Linked DNA regions of Mus musculus: region 1 is linked to region 2. A link is a contact called in ENCODE POLR2A ChIA-PET data. All regions are on one chromosome and are shown on one strand. The core of a region is the stretch at or near the end of the contact, and the rest is flanking DNA. Distances in the headings are between cores, read along the strand shown.

Region 1 (5,452 bases), core at 1,147-3,646, 76 kb before region 2:
AAGCTGCAGCCCTTTAATAGTTCCTCAAGTTATGGTGACCCCCCACCCAACCACAAAAGTTATTTTTATAGCTATTTCATAACTGTGATTTTACTATTGTTATGAATCATAATTTAAATATCTGTTCTCCAATTATCTTAGGCAACCTTGTGAAGGGGCCATCTGACCCCCATGGGGTCTCGACCAAGAGGTTGAGAACCACTGGTATAGCCGAAGGCAGAGACTGGAGCTAAGTACAAGAAAAATGCTAGCAACTTCTGAGGGAAGCTGATGGACACATGTTGCTAAACTGTCAAGACTGCACTCTGAACTCTCAATCGGTTCTACAACAATCAACTTCCAGATAATGAAAATGCTACCCATGTTAAGTATTTTTAAGGGGTATATATAGCCTATCATTTGAAGTAGAATTAAGACTCAATATCTTTTTAAAAACGTTTTTTCTTATATTTTAAAACTTTATGTTTTGACTGCATGCATATCTGTACACCAAGACCCTGCCCGGAGCTGGAGGAGTCGAGGAGACAGCATATGATGTCCATGGAAATGGAGTTGCAGAGCCAACTCATGAATTCTGGGAGTCAAACCAGGATGTCCCGCCCCCATGGGGTAGGGGTGGGGGGTAGCCCGAGTTAAGCCATCTCTGCAACCTCACAAAGAAGACCTTAATTTAAAAATAGGATGAATGTAAGTGATTAATTCAGTTGTAAAAGCTGCATCTTAACTGTTTAATCTCAGTTTAATCTGACCGGGTGGGAAACAAAAAATCCTGTCGTACCAAGTCACATGTTGAAGGTGCTGCACAAGTGCCCAAAAGTAGCTCTCAGAGGCAATGCTATCCTCTTTTCTCAAAAAGCTCCTTGGGGGGGGGGGGGGGGGAGGTCTCCGTTTATTTATTCGGAGACCGTGAATCCAGGCTCTTCCCTACATTATTTTGTAAAGCTCGAATAGATTCTTCAGGTATCACAACCGTCATCCACACGAATCACATGCTGTCCTCTCAGTACTGTGGAAATGTCCCATCAATTTTGGCGGCCCAGGCCATGAGTCCCCCCACGATGTCCTGAACAGTTAAAGAGTCTAACTCCGGCACTGCCGTTAAGGACTGCAGGACCTTCACAGCTTTCTGGGAGTCGTTTCCCAGTTTGCAAATCACATACACCGGGAGAGCAACCCCTTCCTGCGACTCCTGCTTCCCTTTCCGGAGGGCAGCCCCTAAGAGTTTCAGGCTGTCCGCATCCCTGCGTTCCAACTGACTCAAAGGGATGTGGAGAGAGTGCGGCAGGCGACAGATGTCCACCTCTACTTGAGGCCGGACGTCCAGCAACACATGGGGCGCCCCGGAATCCAGAAGCCGCTTGTAGTCGGTCACAGAAATCCGCTCCTCGGGGCACAGCAGCTTCAGGGCGCGGCACTTGTCGGTGGCCGAGGAGCCGCAGAAGGCCTCGTAGTCCTGCAGGCGGGTCACGGTGGGCTGCTGCCCGCACACGACGCAGTCAGGCCGGCGGCGCCGCAGCCGGATCCGGCGGAAGTGGCCCCCGAGGCCGTCGAAGAGCAGCATGCTGCCGCTGTAGGAGGAGCCGAGGCCGGCGGCGATCTTGAGCACCTCGAGGGCCTGCGCGCAGCCTAGCACGCCGGGCACCGCTCCGAGCACGCCGCCGTCTGCACAGTTGGTCACTGTCTCCGGCGGGGGCGGCCGCGGGAACACGCAGCGGTAGCACGGCCCGCCGTCGTGGTGGTAGACGGTCATCTGGCCCTCGAAGCGCAGCGCGCTGGCCGACACTAGCGGCCGGCCGGCCAGCACGCACGCGTCGTTCACCAGGTAGCGCGTGGGCACGTTGTCGCAGCAGTCTGCCACCACGTCGTAGCCGCGGACCAGGTCGAGCGCCCAGTCCTCGGCGAGCGCGCGCGGGTACGCCACGCACTCCACCGCCGAGTTGAGACGGCGCAGCGCCGCGGCCGCCGAGCGAGCCTTGCTCTCGCCGGCCTGCGCCTCCCCGTGCAGGACCTGGCGGGCCAGGTTGCTCGTCTCCACCACGTCGTGGTCCACCAGCCCCAGCCTGCCTACGCCGGCCGCCGCCAGGTACTGCGCCAGCGGGCAGCCCAGCCCGCCGCAGCCCACCACGAGCACCGCCGCCGCCGCCAGGCGCAGCTGCCCGCGCACGCCCAGCTCCGGCAGCAGTAGCTGGCGGCTGTAGCGGAGGATCTCGTCCCGCGACAGCGCGGCCCGGGGCGCCAGCGGCGGCGGCGGGACCCGGAGCGGACGCTCGGGCTCCGGCTCGGCTGTCAGGGCCGCGGCCAGCCTCCGCTTGAGCGAAGCTAGCTCTTCCTCCCGCCGGGTGATTTCAGCCTGTAAGGCAGCTACGTCCTCCGGGGCAGCCATGACAGCCTCTTCCGGAAAGAGCCGGGAAGGGACTTCCGTTTCCGGTTGCCTGTCTCTTAGCGACTGGAAAACGAAGACGCTTCCTGGCCCTTGAAAGTGAAACGAATGGGTTTTTATCCGGGGAAGCCGTCACGATTGGCTTGAAACGGTCACCATATCTGGAAGTTTCCCGGGGACCACACTGGGACGTCGGAGCGCCGAGCCTCCCCCATGCTCCGAGATTTGGTACGGCCCGTGTCGGATGACGTAAGTCCGCTTCCGGCGCCTCTCGCAGAGCCGTCATGGCTTCCACGGGGGCGAGTCGCAGTCTTGCTGCGTCTCCGCGGCCGCCGCAGGGCCGCTCCTCGCGACAGGACAAGTACTCGGTGCTGTTGCCCACCTACAACGAACGGGAGAACCTGCCGCTCATCGTGTGGCTGCTGGTGAAGAGCTTCTCCGAGAGGTAGAAGGGGCTTCTCGCGCGGGGGCCGGGAGCCGGCCGCGGGCTGCAGGTCGGCGGTTGGCTGCGCGAGGAGACCCCCGGAGGCCCGGTCTCCGCTCCCTCCCGAGCCTGCTCGCGGCTTTCCCCAGCGGGGAGAACCGAGGAGCACAGCCCCGCGTCTTTCTCCTTCCTGCTCAGGTCTCTAGCGAGTCCGGTGTCTATCTGTTGACAGATCGCGCTGGCCTGCGTCCCCGGCCTGTTCTCTCTAAAGGGCTAACTTAACTTCTTTTTGACTTCGGGGCGAGGAGGTATGACCTCATACCTCTGGGCGGTCAGGATCCGCCGCCGGAGCCGGGAGTCCCGAGCCAGCGTTCTCCCCATCGCCTTGGGGCCGAGCGCTTACGTAAGCTTGTTGTTTGCGCTGTCAGAGAACTGCTGATGAGCTGGCAGGGAGCGAGCATCTTCGCCGAGTTTGATTAGGAACCCGGGCTTATTTGTGTGTTGTTTTGAAAAACACGGGGCCTTTCGCTTTGTTAGGCAGAGCCCTAGCTCTTAGGAACAAGAATTTTGATAGTGAAAGTGTTACGCATTTAAGAAAAAAAAAAAAAGGTCTCCGAACTAAACAGTAAATAAAATGCCTCCTGATGGCAGTGGCAGGACGGAGTCAGTACTTTACGGCCAGATGAGTGTCATGCTGTGATGATCATGGGCGATCTTTTACTGTCAACCTACAGAACGGGATTTTGCAGGAGTAGGATGGCGTAGCAGTGCGCTGTTTTAGACAGTGCGTCAGAAGAACACAGATTGTTTCCAGAGCTTTTTGTTTGTTGGTTGGCTTTTGCTTCTCAAACGACAATGAGGACGCTGTGCCCATATTTTCTAATAGCAAGAAAAAAATACTTGATCCCAAGCTATGCACTACAAGGGATACGTTTGCAAACGAGTTGTACCAAGTCCGAGGGCAGCTAGGGCTATATTAGCAGCCTCTGTCTCAGAAAAACAAAATACTTGGTACATAGTTCCTCTTTCTAGAAAGCACAACCTTACCGTACTGATTTGTAAAAGCCTTAGTCTGCATGGTTTGATTGGTTGAGGCAAGGTCAAAACTATGTAGCCCTGACTGGCCTGGAATTCAGATGCTGGTCTCTGCCTTCCAGGTGCTGAGATTAAAGGCGTGCACCACCACCACCACCACCCGGTTTAGGATTGCTGTTTTGGTTGCATCTGAATAAAAATCAGTTTCTATATGGTGGCCCTGTGATGTGTGGTGCGAGCATCCTTTTTCTTTATGTTTTATTTTTATTTTTTTAAGATTTATTTATTTTGTGTGAGCACACTGTAGTTCTCTTCAGACACACCAGAAGAGGACACCAGATCCCATTACAAATGGCTGTGAGCCACCATGTGGTTGCTGGGAATTGAACGCAGGACCTCTAGAAGAGCAGTTAGTGCTCTGAGCCATCTCTCCAGCCCAGGTTTTATCTTTAAATTGGCTCTGCCAGATTTTTCCAGATGTTTTAATGAGCTCTAGTTTTATATGCTAGTGTCTCTGCTCTGTTTAATTTATGAGTCCAACACCCCCGTCCCTAACCTTGGCACTCTACTTCCTTGCTCCCTCTCACGCTTTGTAACCAGGCTGGTCTGGAACACCCCAGCCTCCATCCTCAGCCTCTAAAGTTCTGGGCTATCTTTTTATTGAGTGATTTTGGGGATACTGGAGGGTGGAACTCTCCAGTGAGCTACATCCTGCAGTGGATGTTCTCCAATCAAAATGGAATTACCTTTTTCAAAATCAACATAATTTGTGTTTGGCCAAATTAAGTACCTATCCCATAGTTAGCGGGTCAGAAGGAAGCTGGTCACTGTCCCTGCTACTCTTGTGTTTTGGGGACAAGGTGCATGCAGGAACAAAAGCTGGCTGAGAACATCTGGTGCTTTGCTCATTCACTCTCCACTTTGGATTGTTTAAAACTGTTCTCTCTCGGCCTAGAGTGTCCCCTTAGGCTGGTGGATTCTTGAGTTTCTGTTATTTTAGGGGTTTCAAACCCCCACCTCCACCCCCACCTCCAGGACTGAAGGAATTACAGGAATGCCTAGTCATACCTATTCTTTTGGTTCCTGGGTTTCCAAATGCACTTTCTTGCTTGCATATCAGGCACTGTTACCACCGAACCAACTCCTCTTGTATCTATTCTTGAAGAATAGGCTGGGTTTTGTTTCCTTCCTGCCAGGTTTTCTGGGGCTAACGTATACCACTTTCAATAGTCTACCCTTCAGCACGAGTTTCCTGGGTGACTTCCTAGGTTCCACATTAAGGTCAGGAGGAAGGCGTTGCTTCCTTTTGCTTCCCCATGTACCTTATGATAAGGAGGTGGGGCATTATGGTGGTAGCGGGTGGGATTTTTTTCACCAGACAGTTACTTTGAATGGTGTTTAGAGTGGGAACTGGTGTGTGAATATAATGGGGAGCAAGTTTAAGAGTGAAACTCCGTCAGATAAATGCCAGCTTATTTAAATTTGTTGGTGCCATTTAAAGTTTTCTTTTGCTCTTTATTTTGCGATAAGATCTCTAGAATGGAAGACTGTGTGAAGTCACTATAGCTATATAGAGGAACTTTGAACATCCTGATACTCCTGGCTGTAACTTT
Region 2 (5,529 bases), core at 2,146-4,645:
AAGAAGAAGAAGAAGAAGAAGAAGAAGAAGAAGAAGAAGAAGAAGAAGAAGAAGAAAAAACGTACATACAGGCTTATGTGCTTCTGTGTCTCTGTGTGTGCGAGTGAACGGCGGAGGTCAGCCATGGCTGCGATTGGGAATATGCTTGTAGTGACAAAGAAAGGAGCAGCACTCTACTCAAGTGTCAGGACAAGACGAAGTTTATTGTTGATCAGAAAAGCAAGCACACAAGACAAAGTGCACTTGGCTTTTATTCTAACTGATGTGAAAACCGTGCCTCTTCTTCATTCTCTGGGCTCCACCTCACAGTCTTATTCAGTTGGCTAGTCTGTGAAGAATTAGCTCGCCGGAATTTAGAAATAAGGAAGGGAAAGACATCATTGCTCCAGGACATCAAATTCCTGGACAGGAGCAGTGACCTCTGAGAAAACAAGGTTTTTAATGGAGGTGGCGGGGCATGCGCGCACGCGCACGCGCGCTTGTGTGTGTGTGTGTGTGTGTGTGTGTGCGCGCGCGTGCGCACACACTCGCTTGTGTGTTATGGCATTTACATAAAAGGTAGAGGAGACAAAGTTTTTTTTTAAATTTATTTTATTTCATGGTGTTTTGTTTGCATGTATGTCTGTGTGAGGGTGTCAGATCCCCTGAAACTGGAATCACAGACAGGTGTGAGCTGCCGTGTGGGTGCTGGGAATTGAACCCGGGTCCTCTGGAAGAGCAGCCAGTGCTCTTAACTGCTGAGCCATCTCTTCAGCCCGAGACAAAGGTTTTAATTCTGTGCCTTAGACACGGATAGAAAAGATTCATATGTGATACTTCTCACAAGAATCACTTGCCAGCTGCCATCCACCACATGTAGCTCAGGCTAGCTTCAAACGCATAAAGACACCCCCCCCCAACCCCCCGCCTCTGCATCCTGAGTGTTGACACAGAGAAACCCTGTCTCAAAAAACAACAACAGGGCTGGTGAGATGGCTCAGTGGGTAAGAGCACCCGACTGCTCTTCCAAAGGTCCAGAGTTCAAATCCCAGCAACCACATGGTGGCTCACAACCATCTGTAACAAGATCTGATGCCTTCTTCTGGAGTGTCTGAAGACAGCTACAGTGTACTTATATATAATAAATAAATAAATCTTTAAAAAAAAAAAAAACAACAACAACAACAACAAAAGAACATTTGGAAAGTATATAAACATACTTGGAACTTGGACGGAAAAGCTTCTGCCCGCTAAAAGGAAGCATTGTCCTTGTCTCAGACCAAAGGGACTTCAGGTCCTGCATTAACATATACCTGTGGTTCAATTAGCATATCAAGGCCTGTGCTGACCCACTTCTAGGCTCCTTCAATCTCCACGCAACAAATCCCTGTTATACACTTCAAAGTCCTCCATCCCAGATTACAAGTTCCCTCCTCCCAGGTTCTCCTTAAAACCCTGGAAACACCCGCCGCTGCCGCCGCCACCACCGCCGCCGCCATCGCCACCACCACCGTGTACACGCAGTTGCTTCTCTGCTGGAGAGAGAGAGAGAAACTTCTTCGTCTGGAATAAATGTTTTTCTTTAAGCTTGAGCGACTACTTTGGGTTCTTTACTGCATCCATTTCATTCATCTGCTGCCAAAACCTGAGACGAGTCTTGCTCTTTTCCTTTTTTATTTCTTCTCTTCATTCAGTGTGCTTTGGGGAATCATGTAGTGTCCTAGGCTTGGTGGCAAGTGCCTCTTACTGGCTGAACCGTCTTGCCAGCCCGGTTTTTGGTTTTCTGTTGTGTTGATACAGGGTCTCACAGAGCCCAGGCTGACCCTGAACTCTCTCTGTGTAGTTACAACTGACCTCCTGCCTTCCTTTCCCTCCTGGTATTGGGGTGTCGGGGTATCAGGCCTACAGTCTCACAGCTGAGCCTATGTTTTGAGAAGACTCTTGTCCCTGCCCTGGAGTTTACCCATCAGGCTAGGCTGGCCAGCCAGTGAGTCCTGGGTCTGCCCGTCTCCTCTCCGCAGTTCCGGGATTACAATAGTGCCATCACTACCAACTGGTTTAATTTTTAGACAAGAGGCTCCTATGTGCCAGGCTGGTCTTGAGATTGCTATGTCACTGAGGGTGACTTTAAGCTCCTGAACCCCCTGTTTTACTTGCCTCGTACAAGGTCATACTTGGTTGCACACCCTGCTTTTGAAATTCGGGGTCAAGGGACAGAGCTCAGGTGCTCAGGCTCCTTAGGCAAGGCCGTTACCTACTGAGCTTGAAGCTCAGGGTTCCTTCTGGAAATTACCACAGATAGCTCAGAGGAGACAGGGTGGACCCCTTGGCCTTGGGCCACTATCCACAGCCATCTTCCATCTGATAACCCAGGACAGACATCGGGCCTTCAAGGGGCATCTGGCTGTGTTGGACAGCTTCCAGGTTGTCACTCCTGGGTTGGATGCTCTTGGGATCCCAGGAGTAGAGGCAGGTTCCATTAATCATGTCACCATACAAGCCCCAGACATCAGAGGACGACACAGATTTGCGAAAAGGAAATTTTGAGTGTGTCCCCACCAAATAAGTTGGGGTGCTTCTCATTATGCCTACACAAACACCCCACCACCACCAAATAAAAACGTCTCACGGTCATAATGAGAATCCAACTGACTCTCCCCAAAGCTTTAACATGAACACAACCATCTGAAAACACAGGTCAGGGCCAATGAGATGGCTCAGTGAGTACAGGTGCTTGCTGCTAAGCCTGACAAATGGTTCCACCATCCTAGGGACTCACATGGTGGAAAGATCCAATGCCCATAAACTGCTCTCTAAGCCAGACAGGGTGGTGCTTACCTTTAATACCAAAATTTGGCAAGAAGAGGCAAGTGACCACCCTGGTCTACAAAACAAGAGTTCCAACCCAGTTGGTCTTACACAAGATTCTCCAAAAAACCAACCAACCAAACAAACAAACAAAACAAAACAAAAACCCAGAAACAATTTGACCTCTTGTACTCTGACCACTACAGGTATGCTTGCTGCCTTGGCATGAGCGTGTACACACACACACACACACACACACAAAAGCATGATTGTGTAGGAGGCTGGGTGCTGGGGAGGTGTGGGACTCGGCCTCCATCTTTGCTTCGGTATTAGCCATCTGTCATGCGGCGTTTTTACCACCAGGACTGCTGAAGGCAGGAAGAGAAAGAAGCCGGTTCAGAGCTGCCAGCAGGCGCCTGGAACCTCCCCTGGCTGCTTTGTGTTTCAGCAAGAGCCCTCCCAGCTCCAGCCAGGCAGGCTCCTCCCCATGGCCCTCCTGGGGCCCCCCGCTGGGGGAGGAGGCCCAGCTAAGCCTCTCTCCTGCTGGCTGGGGGTGGGGAAGGGAGGGACTCCAAGCCTAGCACCCAAGGACGACCCCTACAGGCCAGCCAGGGCAGGGCAGCATTCCCTACAGCCGCCATTTCTTCTCTGTCAGCTCTCTGCTGTCAGACAGAGAGCCAAACAGAGCTGGAAGGTCAGATATCTCTGGAATGTATTGAGCACCTACTGGGTGCACAACCTTGAGGAAGAGCACGTGCCCTCTGCAGGTACTGGAAATGTAACTGGGTAGATGGTAGCCGAGGGATCCTACCCAGGGTCCCTCTGGGACTTCATAGCTGGGGTCAGATCCTTTCGCCCACGTGTCACCATGGGTAGGACAGAGGCTATGGTCCACCCAGACAGAACACAGGCAGGGAGAGGGACACTGTGAGGTCTTTGAGCCTAGAGCTCCTTCCTTGTAAAGTGGAGTCACCTGTCTCTGGAGTTTTTATAAGACGTCAGAATCAGGGGCCAAAGCTAAGAGCTGGGAAGTCTGGGCTGGAGCTAGTACAACCTGATGGACAGATGTCCCTCATTCTATGCATCTGATCTCAGAGGCCTCTGAAGGGGCAGAGCCAGGGGCAGGAGGATTAGGAGTTAAAGGTCATCTCTAGCTAATCTGAGGCTGACCTGAAACTTCTGATCTTCCTGCCTCTTCCTCCCAAATGCTGGGATTACAGGAGTGTACCAGTATACCCAGGCTAAGCCTTGCTGCGGGGCCAACATGCAGCCTGGTCTACATGCCAAGTTCTGGGCCAGCCAGGGCTGCAAAGCAAGACCTTGTTTCAAAAATAAAAAAATGTCTGACGTCCAGCTTTTTCCCAAACAGGAGAATCTGTTCCCGTCTCCCTGCAGTTCCGTCTCATGCCTGCTCTGCTGTGGGCAAAGTGTCCCTTCTGCCACCAGGGCCCCTGACTAGTTTTCCTGGGACCACCTGGCCTCCTGGTCTCTTCTAGCCCTGCTGGATTAAGGTGAAAAGCCAGTCTAGGCCACCATAGCCAGACTGCCTGCTGCATGGACAGCCTCTGCCCTGAGTCCTGGATCCTTCCTTCACTGGAAAGTACCTCTCATGGAGAAAATTCATCAAGGTAAAACCTCATGAACAAGATGTTTTGGCTTGGCAGGAAACAAACAGTGGTTAACAACAAATTAGTGAGCTACTGAGCCTCTGGGCACATGGCGCTGAGGGCAGACCCAGGTTGGCTGCAGACATCAGCTATGGTCTCCTGCAGACCTGAGGGGGCACAGGCCTGGCTCAAAGCTCCCTTCACACGGACTGGAACAGTCTTCAGGTGGGATGCTCTTGTGTGCGGCTTAAGCTCTGGCCTGCTCCTCAGGCTCCGTTCCCCAGAGCCCTGCTCCACTGACCTAAGGCTGGGTTTCTTTTCTCTCCTTTGATTGGACAAGGGGCCCAAACTCCTGAAGTGGGGCTTTCAAGGAGCCCAGAGCTCAGCATGAAATATTTTCAACTGAAGAACAATCCTAGGAGCAAAAGCCTCCTTTGGGGGGTGGGGTGCACCCAGGTGCCCTCCTCAGCTCCCAGGTAAGTCTCTGAATGTTGCCACCAACACTGAAGAAGTCTCTACTTCTGCCATACCCAGCCTGTCTGGCAGGAGGGGACACATTCTAAAGAGACACTCATGACCCTCTCTTTAGCTTTCAGTCTAGTGGAAAAAAATGGACCCCAAGAAATGAAAAGTTCCCCAGTATTCTCCTGGTGAGAGAATAAATGCCTGGAGCCTTGGGGACAACCTGAGGGGAACTGGTCACCCAGAAGATTAACAACTAATCCCATGACCTTGGAACTGAACTGAGGAGGTAACAGACAGGGTCAGGCCTTGACTAAGGAGTTATGCAAATCTCTTATTATTTAAGCCCCACCCTCGGTCAGGATCCCTAAGGATTTGGGAACTCCCTGGATCTCTGGGTATCCTTCTGTTGCAGCCACACTAAGTAAAGTTCCTTTTTTGCTATTCACTATACATTAGCTACTTTATTTGGCTTATTGAGGTCTGGTGTCCCAAACCTGGCAGGCTGTGGCCCCAAGCCCGGTAACCCTGCTATAAAACCCTCTAAGGCACCCCACTGTCCTTAGATTAATACTAAACTCCCTGTGACTCTGGCCCTACTCACTTGGCTCCCCCACCAACATTCACCTCCTGCCACCTCGCAAGCTCTGTGCTCAGCTGCACCTGCACGCCT

The links. ChIA-PET counts read pairs that join two places held with the same protein, here RNA polymerase II (POLR2A).
Region 1: POLR2A ChIA-PET joins it to region 2 with 15 read pairs in embryonic stem cell. The contact joins the promoter of Mocs3 here to the promoter of E130018N17Rik in region 2. POLR2A ChIA-PET finds 5 or more read pairs at or near these places in 4 of 5 experiments (Patski and embryonic stem cell).

What each region holds. Positions count from the first base shown.
Region 1 is chr2:168,227,566-168,233,017 of GRCm38, reverse strand. It overlaps Mocs3 (molybdenum cofactor synthesis 3), which reads right to left and starts at 2,396. Exons shown (of 1, transcript NM_001160330.1): 1 at 715-2,396. The coding sequence starts at 2,383. The coding sequence ends at 1,001. Dpm1 (dolichol-phosphate (beta-D) mannosyltransferase 1) reads left to right here and starts at 2,639. Exons shown (of 9, transcript NM_010072.4): 1 at 2,639-2,825. The coding sequence starts at 2,665. It overlaps Gm20716 (predicted gene 20716), which reads left to right and starts at 2,639. Exons shown (of 12, transcript NR_132310.1): 1 at 2,639-2,825.
Region 2 is chr2:168,152,379-168,157,907 of GRCm38, reverse strand. E130018N17Rik (RIKEN cDNA E130018N17 gene) reads left to right here and starts at 3,395. Exons shown (of 2, transcript NR_040327.1): 1 at 3,395-3,554; 2 at 4,157-5,305.